2 separate regions of the Homo sapiens genome follow, and region 2 is linked to region 1. Evidence: chromatin contacts called from ENCODE Hi-C data. All regions are on one chromosome and are shown on one strand. The core of a region is the stretch at or near the end of the contact, and the rest is flanking DNA. Distances in the headings are between cores, read along the strand shown.

Region 1 (6,101 bases), core at 3,060-5,559:
AAAGCCTATTTTAAAAAGCAGAACTGGGCCAGGTGTGCTGGCTCATGTCTATAATTCCAGCACCTTGGGAGGCCAAAGTGCCTCCCAAAAGGGTGGATCACTTCAGGCCAGGAGTTCAAGACCAGCCTGGCCAAGCCAGCAAAACTCCGTATCTACTAAAACTACAAAACATTAGCTGGGCATCATGGCACACACCTGTAATTCCAGCTACTCCAGAGGCTGAGGCACGAGAATCACTTGAACCCAGGAGGTGGAGGTTGCAGTGAGCCAAAATTATAACACTGCACTCCAGCCTGGGTGCTAGAGCGAGAGTCTGTCTCAACAACAAACACAAAACAAAACAAAAAGCAGAACTGACTGGATTTTTTTTTTTTTTTTGAGAAAACAATCTTGCTCTGTCACCAAGGTTGGAGTGCAGTAGTGCGATCAGCTCACTGTAACCTCAAACTCCTGGGCTCAAGAGATGCTCCTGCCTCAGCCTCCCAAGTAGCTGGGACTACAGGCGTTTCACACCTGGCTGATCCTTTAATTTTTCTGTAGAGAGGGGGTCTCACACTTTGCTGCCTAGGCTGGTCTCAAACTTCTGCCTTCAAGAGATTTTCCCACCTCGGCCTCCCAAAGAGTTGAGATTATAGGCAAGTTACGATGCCCAGCTCTAAATGATCTTAAGGAGAAACTGGACTTTGTGTTTTGCTTTGAGGAGAAAAGGGCGACAGCAGTGTTGCATGTGTTTTTTAAAGTGTTATTTTGTAGAGATACATAATGAAATATTTATGGATGAAATGATATGATGTCAAGATTCACTTCAAAATAATATGGATAGGGGAAGGAAAAAGCAGGGGGCGGTTTAGAACAAATTAAATTGGCCTTAAGCTGGTAATTGTTGAAACTAGCTAATTCTACTCTTATTTCTACTTTCTTATGTTTAAAACTTTCCTATTAAAAAAAAAGCCAGATCCCCCTTCCCAATCTTGGCAGAAATCTGGGGGTGTATTCTCTCGAGAGCAGTATGGCGTGTGGACTAGAAAATACCAGGCACAACTGAAAGTGAGAATACCACACTGAGAATAGGGACACTGATGTTTACTTGCTCAATGTGTAAGACTCAATCTTCCCCCAGGTTTCCCAGAATGCTGGCAGCTAGCCCCATAGCCTCATACCCTTCAGGCAAATGACTGGAAAAGTATTCTCTGGGGAACCTGGTAAACTCAGGGAACGCACCTATAGCCGCCAACACTGGGGATCTCCCAACGAAAGGGCCAGCCAGTTCATCTCGCTGTGAGTCCACCAGTTGACAAGCCAGACACAAAGAGCAACCAGCTTTTTAGTCCCCCATTCCTTAATGAGTGGACAGCCCAGGCCACCGGGACATTTGAGTAAAGCCTTAACATAAAACTCAGAAAAAGCAACTAGGAGAGGCCAGATGCGGTGGCTCACGTCTGCAATCCCAGCACTTCGGGAGGCTGAGGCCAGCAGATCACTTGAGGCCAGGAATTTGAGACCAGCCTGCCCAACATGGTGAAACCCCGTCTCTACTAAAAATACAAAAAAATTAGCTGGGTGTGGTGGCGCGTGCATGTAATCCCAGCTACTCAGGAGGCTGCAGCACAAGAATCGCTTGAAGCCAGGAGGCAGAGGTTGCAGTGAGCTGAGATGGCGCCACCGCACTCCAGCCTGGGTGACAGAGCCAGACTGTCTTAAAAAAAAAAAAAAAAAAAAAAAAGACAACTAGGAGAAAAGACAGACAATGCAGGGAAAATAGAACTTCAAAAGGATGATTAATATCTTCAGAGAAATATTTTTCTAAAGTTGTTTTTTTTTTTTTAAATTTGACACAGAGTTTAGTTCTGTCACCCCAGCTGGAGTGCAGTTGCGTGATCTAGGCTCACTGCAACCTCTGCCTCCCAGGTTCAAGTGATTCTCCTGCCTCAGCCTCCCGAGTAGCTGGGACCACAGGCATGCACCACCACACCTGGCTAATTTTTTGCACTTTTTGGTTGAGATGGAGTTTCACCATGTTGGCCAGGCTGGTCCTGAACTGCTGGCTTCAAGTGATCTGCCTGCCTCGGCCTCCCAAAGTGCTGGGATTAAAGGCGTGAGCTACTGCGCCTGGCCAAAATCATTTTTTTTTTTTTTTTTTTTTGAGACGGAGTCTTGCTCTGTCGCCCAGACTGGAGTGCAGTGGTGGGATCTCGGCTTACTGCAACCTCCGCCTCCCGAGTTCAAGCTATTCTTCCTCAGCCTCCCGAGTAGCTGGGATTACAAGCATGCGCCACCACGCCCAGCTAATTTTTGCGTTTTTAGTAGAGATGGGGTTTCACCATGTTGGCCAGGATGGTCTTGATCTCTTGACCTTGTGATCTGCCCACCTCGGCCTCCCAAAGTGCTGGGATTACAGGTGTGAGCCACCGCACCCGGCCCAAAAAACATTTTTAATACCAACTTTACTAAGGTATGTAATTCACACACTATAAAGTTCCTCCTTTTAAAGTGTATAATTCAGTAGGTCTTAGAATACTCAGAGTTGTGCAACCACCATTCTCTTATAATAAACAGATATTGCAATCATGAAAGAACAGGATAACTATTAACTAAAAACAGGATATTGAGAAAATGTTTAAAAGCTCTTGAAGGGAGTATAAATTAGTTCGATCACTGTGGAAAGCAATGTGGCGATTCCTCAAAAAGCTAAAAACAGAACTACCATTTGACCCAGCAATCCCATTACTGGGTATATACCCAGAGGAAGAAATATCATTCCACCATAAAGACACATACACACAAATGTTCACTGCAGCACTATTCACCATAGCAAAGACACGCAATCAACCTAAATGCCCATCAATGACAGACTGGATGAAGAAAATGTGTAGTCCTTCAACATAAATAAGGTAAAAAGAAAAAAAAGAGGGCTGGGCACGGTGGCTGACACCTGTAATCCCAGCACTTTGGGAGGCCGAGGCGGATGGATCACAAGGTCAGGAGTTCCAGACCAGCCTGTCCAATATGGTGAAACCCCATCTCTACTAAAAATACAAAAATGAGCCAGGTGTGGTGGTAGGCACCTATAGTCCCAGCTACTCGGGAGGCTGAGGCAGGAGAATCACTTGAACCCAGGAGGTGGAGAAAAAGAAAAGAATAAAAAAGAAAATATGGTACATATACACCATGGAATACTATGCAGCCATAAAAAGAACAAGATCATGTCTTTTGTGGGAACATGGATGGAGCTGGAGGCCACTATCCTTAGCAAACTAAGGCAGGAACAGAAAACCAAATACTGCATGTTCTCACTTACAAGTGGGAGCTAAATGATGAGAACTCGAGAACACAAAGAAGAAACAACGGACCCTGGGGCCTACCTAAGGTGGGAGGGTGAGAGGAGGGAGAGGACCAGAAAAAATAACTATTGGGTGCTGGGCTTAGTTGTAATGTGTACAACCAACCCCCATGAGATGAGTTTACCTCTATAACAAAACTGCACATGTACCCCAGAACCTAAAAAGTTAAAAAATAAAAATATGAGGTTGGGCACGGTGGCTCATGCCTATAATCCCAGCACTTTGGGAAGCTGAGGCAGGCAGATCACCTGAGGTCAGGAGTTTGAAACTAGCCTGGCCAACATGCGAAACCACATCTCTACTAAAAATACAAAAATTAGCCGGGCGTGGTGGTGGGTACCTGTAGTCCCAGCTACTAGGGAGGCTGAGGCAGGAGAATCGCTTGAACCCAGGAGGTGGAGCTTGCAGTGAGCTGAGATCTCACCCTTGCACTCCAGCTTGGGTGACAGAGTAAGACTCTGTCTCAAAAGTAAAAATAAATAAATAAAAATAAAAAGCTCTTGAAAATGAAAATATCACAACAAAACAAAAATCTCAAAGGAAAGGTTGGAAGGTGAAGAGACCGAAGTGCCCATGAAGTAGAGCCAACAGACAAAACTAAGGAAACCGGGAGAGAAAAGCCAGGAAAGTCAGCGGGCCAGTTCAAGGAAACCGGGAGAGAAAAGTGAAGGGAAATCCGGGGACCAGTTCAAGACGTCCCACATCCAAACAAGAGTTTAAGAAAGATGGAATGCAGAAAACGTAGGGGAGGAAATCACTATCATTACGATTCAAGATCATTTCCCCAAACTGAAGGACATGAGTTCCGTGACTGCAGGGGCTGATTACCCTGCACACAGGATAAAAGTGCATCACAGTGAAATTTTTTAAGACTGAGGAAAAAGGGAAGTCCTACTTCCAGGGAGAAGAAACAGTTTCTATGTCAAAGGTCAAGAATCCGAATGGGACTCGATCAGCAGTCACATGGAAGCCAGAAGGCAATGAAAGTAGTGACTGCCACATTCTGGGGCGTGCCTTTTCTAACCCGGAAGTCATTACTCAGCCCAAATCCCATCAACTGTGAGAGAGCAGAAGAAAATCATTCTTACACATGCAAGGTTCTCAAAAGATGAACTACTCAATCCTCCCTTTTTCAGAAAGCTACTAGAGGATGCAGCCACCAGAACGAAGAAATATGCCAAGACAGGAGAAGAATGGGATCCAAGCAGGAGAAAATGAATCCCCAGGATGACGGAGCTTCTCAGATGACACCCGCACAGCCGACCTAGAGAATAACAAATCTAGATTAAAGCAGATCAGAAGGATTCAGGAAATACTTCCTTGAGAAGATGAAGTTGATAGAATGCCAATGTGTTTAAACATATTGAACGTTTCTGTTAGAGGAGATTTAGACAACTGGCAGAGAATCTGGGACTAAATTAATGATAAAAGACTGAAAATTAGGAAAATTAAAGTATGTATTCAATTGTTAACTCCAAAGAAAATAAAAAGATGTATAAGAAAAAAAAAGGCCAGACGCAGTGGCTCATGCCTGTAATCCCAGCACTTTGGGAGGCTAAGGTGGGTGGATTGCATGAGTCCAGGAGTTCAAGACCAGTGTGAGCGATGTGGCAAAACCTCCTCTCTACAAAAATATACAAAAATTTGCCAGGCGTGGTGGTATGCACCTGTAATCCCAGCTAGTCGAGAGGCTGAGGTGGGAGGATCACTTGAGCCTAGGGGGTCGAGGTGCAGTGAGCCAAGATTGCACCACTGTACTCCAGCCTGGGTGACAGAGCAAGACCCTGTCTCAAAAAAAAAGAAAAACAAAAACATGGTACTATATGGCACAGCAATGTAAAGAACTTACATAATCATAATAAGGTAAAGGTCAAAGGGTGATCTAAACAAAATGGACAGAATTGTAGCGGGAGGACAGGGGACGTGCATGCATGGGCAACGATGGGAAGGTAAAAGACAACTCAAGTCTCATCACTGATGGTGGAAATAAAATAGATAAAGCCTAAAACTGAAAACAATCACAAAGAACATAAACATATTACTTGGTAATACAGCGTTAAACACTCAAGAACCAGCTAGAGTTGAAAAGTAATTGTTCTTGGGGAATGAGACATTGGGACAGGACAGCAGGAAAGCATTGTTTCTTGTTCAAGTCCTGTCGGCTATATACCGTGTGCATGTACAACTGATAAAAATAAAAGCCTAAATTTTCTCTTTTTTTTTTTTTTTTTGAGACACCAGGCTGGAGTGCAGTGGTGCAATCATGGTTCACTTCAACCTCGGCCTCCAGAGTTCAAGTGATTCCCATGCCTCAGCCTCCGAAGTAGCTGGGATTAAAGGCATGCGCCACCATACGTGGCTAATTTTTGTATTTTTCCTAGAGCTGGGGTTTCACCATGTTGGCCAGGCTAGTCTCAAACTCCTGGCCTCAAGTGATCCACCTGCCTCCGCCTGTAATCCCAGCACTTTGGGAGGTCAAGGTGGGCGGTTCACGAGGTCAGGGCATCAAGACCATCCTGGCTAACACGGTGAAACCCCGTCTCTACTAAAAATACAAAAAATTAGCCGGGCTTGGTGGCAGGCGCCTGTAATCCCAGCACTTTGGGAGGCCAAAGTGGGTGGATCACAAAGTCGGGAGATCGAGACCATCCTGGCTAACACGGTGAAACCCCATCTCTACTAAAAATACAAAAAATTAGCCGGGTGTGGTGGCGGGCGCCTGTAATCCCAGCACTTTGGGAGGCCGAGGCGGGTGGATCA
Region 2 (5,926 bases), core at 337-2,836, 2.5 Mb after region 1:
CCACAGGTGCGGGGCCATTTCAGAACTTGACGCCAAAGCCCCAGGCACACTCGCAGGAGGCACCCTCCCAGCCTGTCCCTGTCCACAGAAGCCTAAGGCTCTCTCGTAAGCTGCCCCTAAGCCCAGAGCTGTGGGCCCTGAGGGGGCCCGAGGGATCCCCCTTGCCTGTTCCTTCACCCAGGGCCCTGTAAGACCGCCGCGGCTTGTCTCTACCCAGGAAGCTCGGCCAGGAACACCCCTTTCGACAGGTCCCTCTCCTGCAGGCACGGGATGGAGCTCGACTCTACTTCCTTCCCCACATCCCGAGGCGGCCCTCATAGCCTGCACCTTCAGCCACAGGTGCAGAATGCTCTCATGGCCCAGAGATCCCGGGCGACCTTTTCTCTCGCAGCCCCGGGGACTTCTATCTTCGGTCTCCTCCTCCCCAGACCCGGTCACCCACACAGCCCCGGCAAGCCCCACCACCTCGGGCTCCCCCACAGCCCCGTTCACCCACACAGCCCCAGGGTCCCTTGCAGCCTCGATGGAGCCTGGGGTCCCAGGAGCTCCCAAAGCCTCATTCGCCCCGGCGGCGTCGGCTGTCTCCGCCGCTTGTCTCGTCCCCCATGGCCGCTGACGGCCCTGTGGCCTTTCTGCACTCACACAGCGCGTCTCCCACTCCGAGGGCTTCGCCCGGCGCCTTGCTCCACGGCCTCGGGACGTCCCTGCGCCCCGTCTCTTCCCCCACGGCCGCCGAACCCCCCGCCCCGACCTGCTGGGCCCCACGCAGCGACCCGGCATCTTAGCCGCCTGCTCTCCCCGGCGCAGCCTGGGCAAGGCCCCACGGCGAGTCTCCCGGCTCATAGCTCCAGGGCAGTTCCCTTCCTCCCTACCGCGGCCCTGGGGGATGTCTTAGCACCTCGCTCCCTAAGCTGCTCCACACACGCACTCACACACTCCGCTCCGGCCTTGCAGCCTTTCTCCCTCCGAGCCCCTCACCCATCCCACCCCCGCCCAGTCTCGGGAACCCGCCCCCAGTCCCAGGCCCCCGTAAAGCCTAGACGGCAGAAAAGGTAACTGGGGGGACAAAGCAACAAAGGCTTTCCGAGTCAGATCTCCTCTCCCCCAAGTCCATGACTCTATGCGGCTTCCCAGAATCCCCCCCAGCCCCGGCCCGAGCCCACCTGGCCTAGGGTGAGGCGCGGCTACTGGGAGGCGGGCAACGGGGGCCCCCAACAAGGCCGCGCTTCCGGCCGCCTGCCCAGTCGCCATAGCAACAGGCGCAGGGCGGCTTGGGAGCCTTTGAGGCCCTGAACTATTTAAGGATCCAGGTGTTGCAAGGCGGTAAGTTTTGCAGCCAGTGTCCATGAGGTCGGGGCTGGGACTAGATTAGGGTAGATCTAAGCCTGGGCTTGGGAGTGCAGCTAGCGCAGAAAGATCTGAGGAACTAGAGCAAAAAGCCATGCGGATGGATTGTGGTCGTCAGAGGCTCCCGTAGTCTTTAGCGGCGCTGGCTTCCGCAGGCTCCGCCCTCTCTTGCCCACCCGGAAACAGCCTCGCCCCGCCTACGCGGGACCCAACCGCGGCGACCGGACGTGCACTCCTCCAGTAGCGGCTGCACGTCGTGCCAATGGCCCGCTATGAGGAGGTGAGCGTGTCCGGCTTCGAGGAGTTCCACCGGGCCGTGGAACAGCACAATGGCAAGACCATTTTCGCCTACTTTACGGGTTCTAAGGACGCCGGGGGGAAAAGCTGGTGCCCCGACTGCGTGCAGGGTGAGGCCGGGATTCGGGGGCTGCTGTCCAATGGAAATGGCAGGAAGGTCGAGCCTACGGCCAGAAGGGGGGCTTAGCGGAGGCAGAGTCTTGGTTCCAGACATCCGCGGAGCAATCTGAGCTGTCCCCAAGTCTCCTTCTATTAAATCCTACCCCGCCCTGCCAAGAGCGCTCTTCCTTTTACCACCTTACCCGGATGATCTTGGAATCTAGTTCCTTAAAACTTCTCACTCCCCCAGTACCATTAGTGTCTTACAGGATACGTGAGTTGGTCAGCAAATACATGTGCTTTCCATTGTTACGGGCGCGGTGGTGCAGGGGCAAATCGGGACTGGGATTTGGTCCTTACCCTTAACGTGGCTCTAAGACCAGAAGGGAACACCTGACTTGTGTTGACCTCTTCAGTTAGCTGCAGGTTAAAGTCTGAGTGCTTACCAAGACTGGGGGAAGGGGGAAAGAACACAGTTTATACGTGCCTGATTGTAGAGTTGACGTGCGATTATTTTATCTCAACTTTTTTTAAAGCTGAACCAGTCGTACGAGAGGGGCTGAAGCACATTAGTGAAGGATGTGTGTTCATCTACTGCCAAGTAGGAGAAAAGCCTTAGTAAGTGGCAATGTATAATCTACCTCGCAGACGTGCACAAATTGCATACTTAGGCGGGAAGGGCCTCAGGGACTTACTTACCCAGTTTGTCTTACAAGGTAATGTCTGACAAGTTAAACAATTAGAAGCTATTAAATACAAATTTAAAATGCCCACCTGAATTAAGTAAGGGTAATTCAACGAATTTGGTCTGGTGTAAGCCCAGAACTTAGCTGGCTTTACTTTTATATCTTAGTCACACTTTGAAACTTTGCACAGGGTAATTAGTAGATTAAGCCATAGTCCGCAAGGTTTTTTAAGTGTTTGCAAGAACAGTGATTACTAAAAAATTAAATGTAGGACTATGTCAAATATTAAGCAAACTGTAATAAACCAAGTAAATTTTTTTCATGATCACTTTTTCTTTTCGAATAGTTGGAAAGATCCAAATAATGACTTCAGAAAAAACTTGAAAGTAACAGCAGTGCCTACACTACTTAAGTATGGAACAGTAAGTATCTTTAAATATGCTGGGCCTGTAATTCACTGTCAGAACTCTTTTAACTTGCTGTGGATCCAGATTTGAAAAGATCTTGACATTTCATCTCAATTCCATTGTTGTTCAGAGTGCTGCTGAAAGTCCATTCCTATGGCCAATCCCAATAAACTGATAATGTAAATATCTAGCTATTAGGTCTTTTTCATGTTAAGTCACTCTTAAAAAACCAGAAAGTAGGTTGACTCATAATTCCTTAAAACATTTGCATCAACAGTTGTTTTCTGTTTAATTCATAATTCTGGTTAAAAAGTAAGGGCATCTCTTCTAGTTCAGTCATGCCCCTGGGATCCTAAATTAAAGAGTTGAGGGGAAGAAGAGGGCACTGGGCTTGCTGTCTCCTGTTTTAGTCTGTGGAGCTTCCTGGTATTTGGGGTTTAAGTCTCTTGAGCCAAGTATGTTAGTGATTCATCTTACAGCAAATATATTGATTCTTTCATAAAACTTGTTATAACTAGATGATAGTTTCTGAATTGCGTAATTTCTGTGTTCAAAGATGAGTGTCATTCAAGGCAGAACTCATTCCACTCCTAATAACGTTTTATAGAAGTAGTGAAGATTTGACTGTTTTTCTCTTACAGCCTCAAAAACTGGTAGAATCTGAGTGTCTTCAGGCCAACCTGGTGGAAATGTTGTTCTCTGAAGATTAAGATTTTAGGATGGCAATCATGTCTTGATGTCCTGATTTGTTCTAGTATCAATAAACTGTATACTTGCTTTGAATTCATGTTAGCAATAAATGATGTTAAAAAAACTGGCATGTGTCTAAACAATAGAGTGCTATTAAAATGCCCATGAACCTTTAGTTTGCCTGTAATACATGGATATTTTTAAGATATAAAGAAGTCTTCAGAAATAGCAGTAAAGGCTCAAAGGAACGTATTCTTGAAGGTGACGGAAATACCTAAAAACTCCTAAAGGTGCAGAGCACACCTTCCAAATCTCTCAAAAGATCAGTATCTTTTATTTTAAGTTATCTCCATCTGCAAAGCAACTGATGATATTCCTGAAACCCCTTCTTTGATTTTGGAATGTAGAACCTAACCTCACCACTGAAGGAAAGCACATGACCTCTAATCTAGCCTCTGCTTAATTCAGGCAGTTTTGTTTTGTTTAATAAAAAACAGACTCCTGAGCACTAGAAGCAGTTTGTTTTGCAGCTGTCTCAATGTGCTTTACTTGGGATGAGGCAGGTGGCGGAGAGCGGCCGGAAAGACTCTATAACCCAGTTCTGGGAAGAACTCCAAGCTGGGAGTCAGTCACACTGACTCTACCACTTACTAGCTGTGTAACCACAGGCAAGTTACTCACCCCGTCCAAACCTCAGTTTTCTCTTCTATAAACAAGGTTCTTAGAATAAAATGAGAATTCAAGGAAGCACTTAACATAGCACCTGGTTTGTGGTACCTCCCAAATCAATGGTAGCTTTCCCAAATGAACACAAGTATTTGAGGCTCCTCATGTTTGTTCTAAAGTCAAGAGTCCAGTTAGTAACTAACCACTAGTTGTCCTGCCATGACTAGGTCAAGTGAGGCCACAGTGATTCAGTGATTCTTAAAGCCACCTTGCAAAGCAGGTAATACAGTTATTTCCTGTCCTGCAGAATTCAAGAACCTTTATGCAGTTCCTGTCCTATGATTTAAAGAGGTCAGTGACTCCGCTACTCTCACTACATCTTAGAGTAGAGTGGTAGAGTAGTTGATCTGAGACAGTAAGGTTCCAGGAGATGGTCTTGCCCTACTATATGTCAGGAACAGCTAGCCTTAGAATTCAGTATACTTGGTGGCCCACCCCTACCCCATGCCCCAGTGCCTTATTTGGTCTAAAGCACCTAACTTTTCCATTCTTAATCAGCTGATTATGCTAAATGCGTAAAAAAGAAAAACACCTTACAAATCCACAGGGAAATCAAAGAACAATTCAGGTTTAACAGAAATAGTCTATTAACAATAAAAAGTTGGATGAAAAAGCACACTAAAGGTTCTAGGGGCTACCATAATAAAGGTAGATAGGAAGAGTTTTCATTTTTTTTGTCTTCACTGTACAAAAGAAATACATTATATACATGTATTAAGTGCCTCGTTTGTATCCAGTTTTTCATTTTCCCGATGTGTTATTTTGCTGTTGCTGCTCTGCCAAGGCTTGCTGAAGGCGCATCCGCTTCCGGGAATAGTGCTGCCAATGTAGAATCTGCTGTTCATCAATAAATTTCGCACACTGAGCATTCACCAGCTCCTTTCGGAAGTGTTCATATTGGAGCAGCTCTAACATGTGTAAACACTGAGGGTACCTGGGTTTAAGTTTGTAAGTGAATGAACAACATAATTTAGGTAAATAATGCCAAGGTATAATTCAGTTATTCTCTTAAAAACGATCTTGTAGCCTACCATTTCTATAACAGTAACTTAGTACACTCTGGTAGCATAGGGTTTTTTCCCCGATTAGTCATCAAAGGTCAGTGTTCAATATTTTCGAAAATGAGAAGGTTTAAGTTCAGAAAGATTAAATTAACTTGCTCAAGACCACACAACACAGTAACTGGTAAGCAGAGTGAAAATTTAGGGACAAACCATGCTATTCCCTTCTAGCGGTTTCCAACGTGAAGAACATGAACATATTTTAGTAATTATGTGTTTAATTGATAGTTACTCATTTTTCCTTCAATAGGGATAAAAAGACAACTTTCATTTAAAAGTGAGTGTGAAAGAGGACTATGCGCATACATTGTACTCTTGTTGTCCACAGGGATATACCAATTCTGAAATTAGATATACTCTAGGATTGGACAAGCAAATATACTGTGGATAAGGACAGCCAAATTTCTGGCTATCAGAAAAGGAGTTATAGACATGGAAAGGAAAAAGGCTAGAATGAACCCTGTGTTACTGAGCTGGTATTGAAAACATCAGTATGTACTTACGGCTTTTAATATAGACATAGAATAAACATGTATATGTGTGTGCATGTATACACATACATACATATATATATAGTTCTTGAGCTTTGTGTACTGACAGGGCCTAGAAGCAA

Evidence for each region. A loop is a pair of places that touch in the nucleus more often than their neighbours do.
Region 2: a loop to region 1 is called in a map with no recorded cell type, with 38 times the contacts of the local background. The contact joins the promoter of TXNDC17 here to the enhancer-like site in region 1. A Hi-C loop is called at or near these places in 1 of 37 single-sample maps with no recorded cell type.

The regions. Positions count from the first base shown.
Region 1 is chr17:4,126,647-4,132,747 of GRCh38, forward strand. All of the region lies in intron 1 of ZZEF1 (zinc finger ZZ-type and EF-hand domain containing 1), which reads right to left. Among named protein-coding and RNA genes, the nearest start is that of ZZEF1, 13 kb to the right of the region's middle. RefSeq lists enhancers at 1-21, 422-471. Within about 2 kb of position 4,310, at least 6 of the 41 ENCODE cell types and tissues checked have a DNase peak (open chromatin) inside an H3K27ac peak, as active enhancers do.
Region 2 is chr17:6,639,474-6,645,399 of GRCh38, forward strand. It overlaps TXNDC17 (thioredoxin domain containing 17), which reads left to right and starts at 1,587. Exons shown (of 4, transcript NM_032731.4): 1 at 1,587-1,754; 2 at 2,280-2,361; 3 at 2,776-2,851; 4 at 3,478-5,068. The coding sequence starts at 1,610. The coding sequence ends at 3,546. It overlaps KIAA0753, which reads right to left and starts at 1,238. Exons shown (of 19, transcript NM_014804.3): 1 at 1,164-1,238. It overlaps LOC122526780, which reads right to left and starts at 843. Exons shown (of 1, transcript NM_001396008.1): 1 at 1-843. The coding sequence starts at 843. It overlaps MED31 (mediator complex subunit 31), which reads right to left. Exons shown (of 4, transcript NM_016060.3): 4 at 3,838-5,186. The coding sequence ends at 4,994. RefSeq lists enhancers at 765-1,646, 1,777-2,046, 2,247-2,306.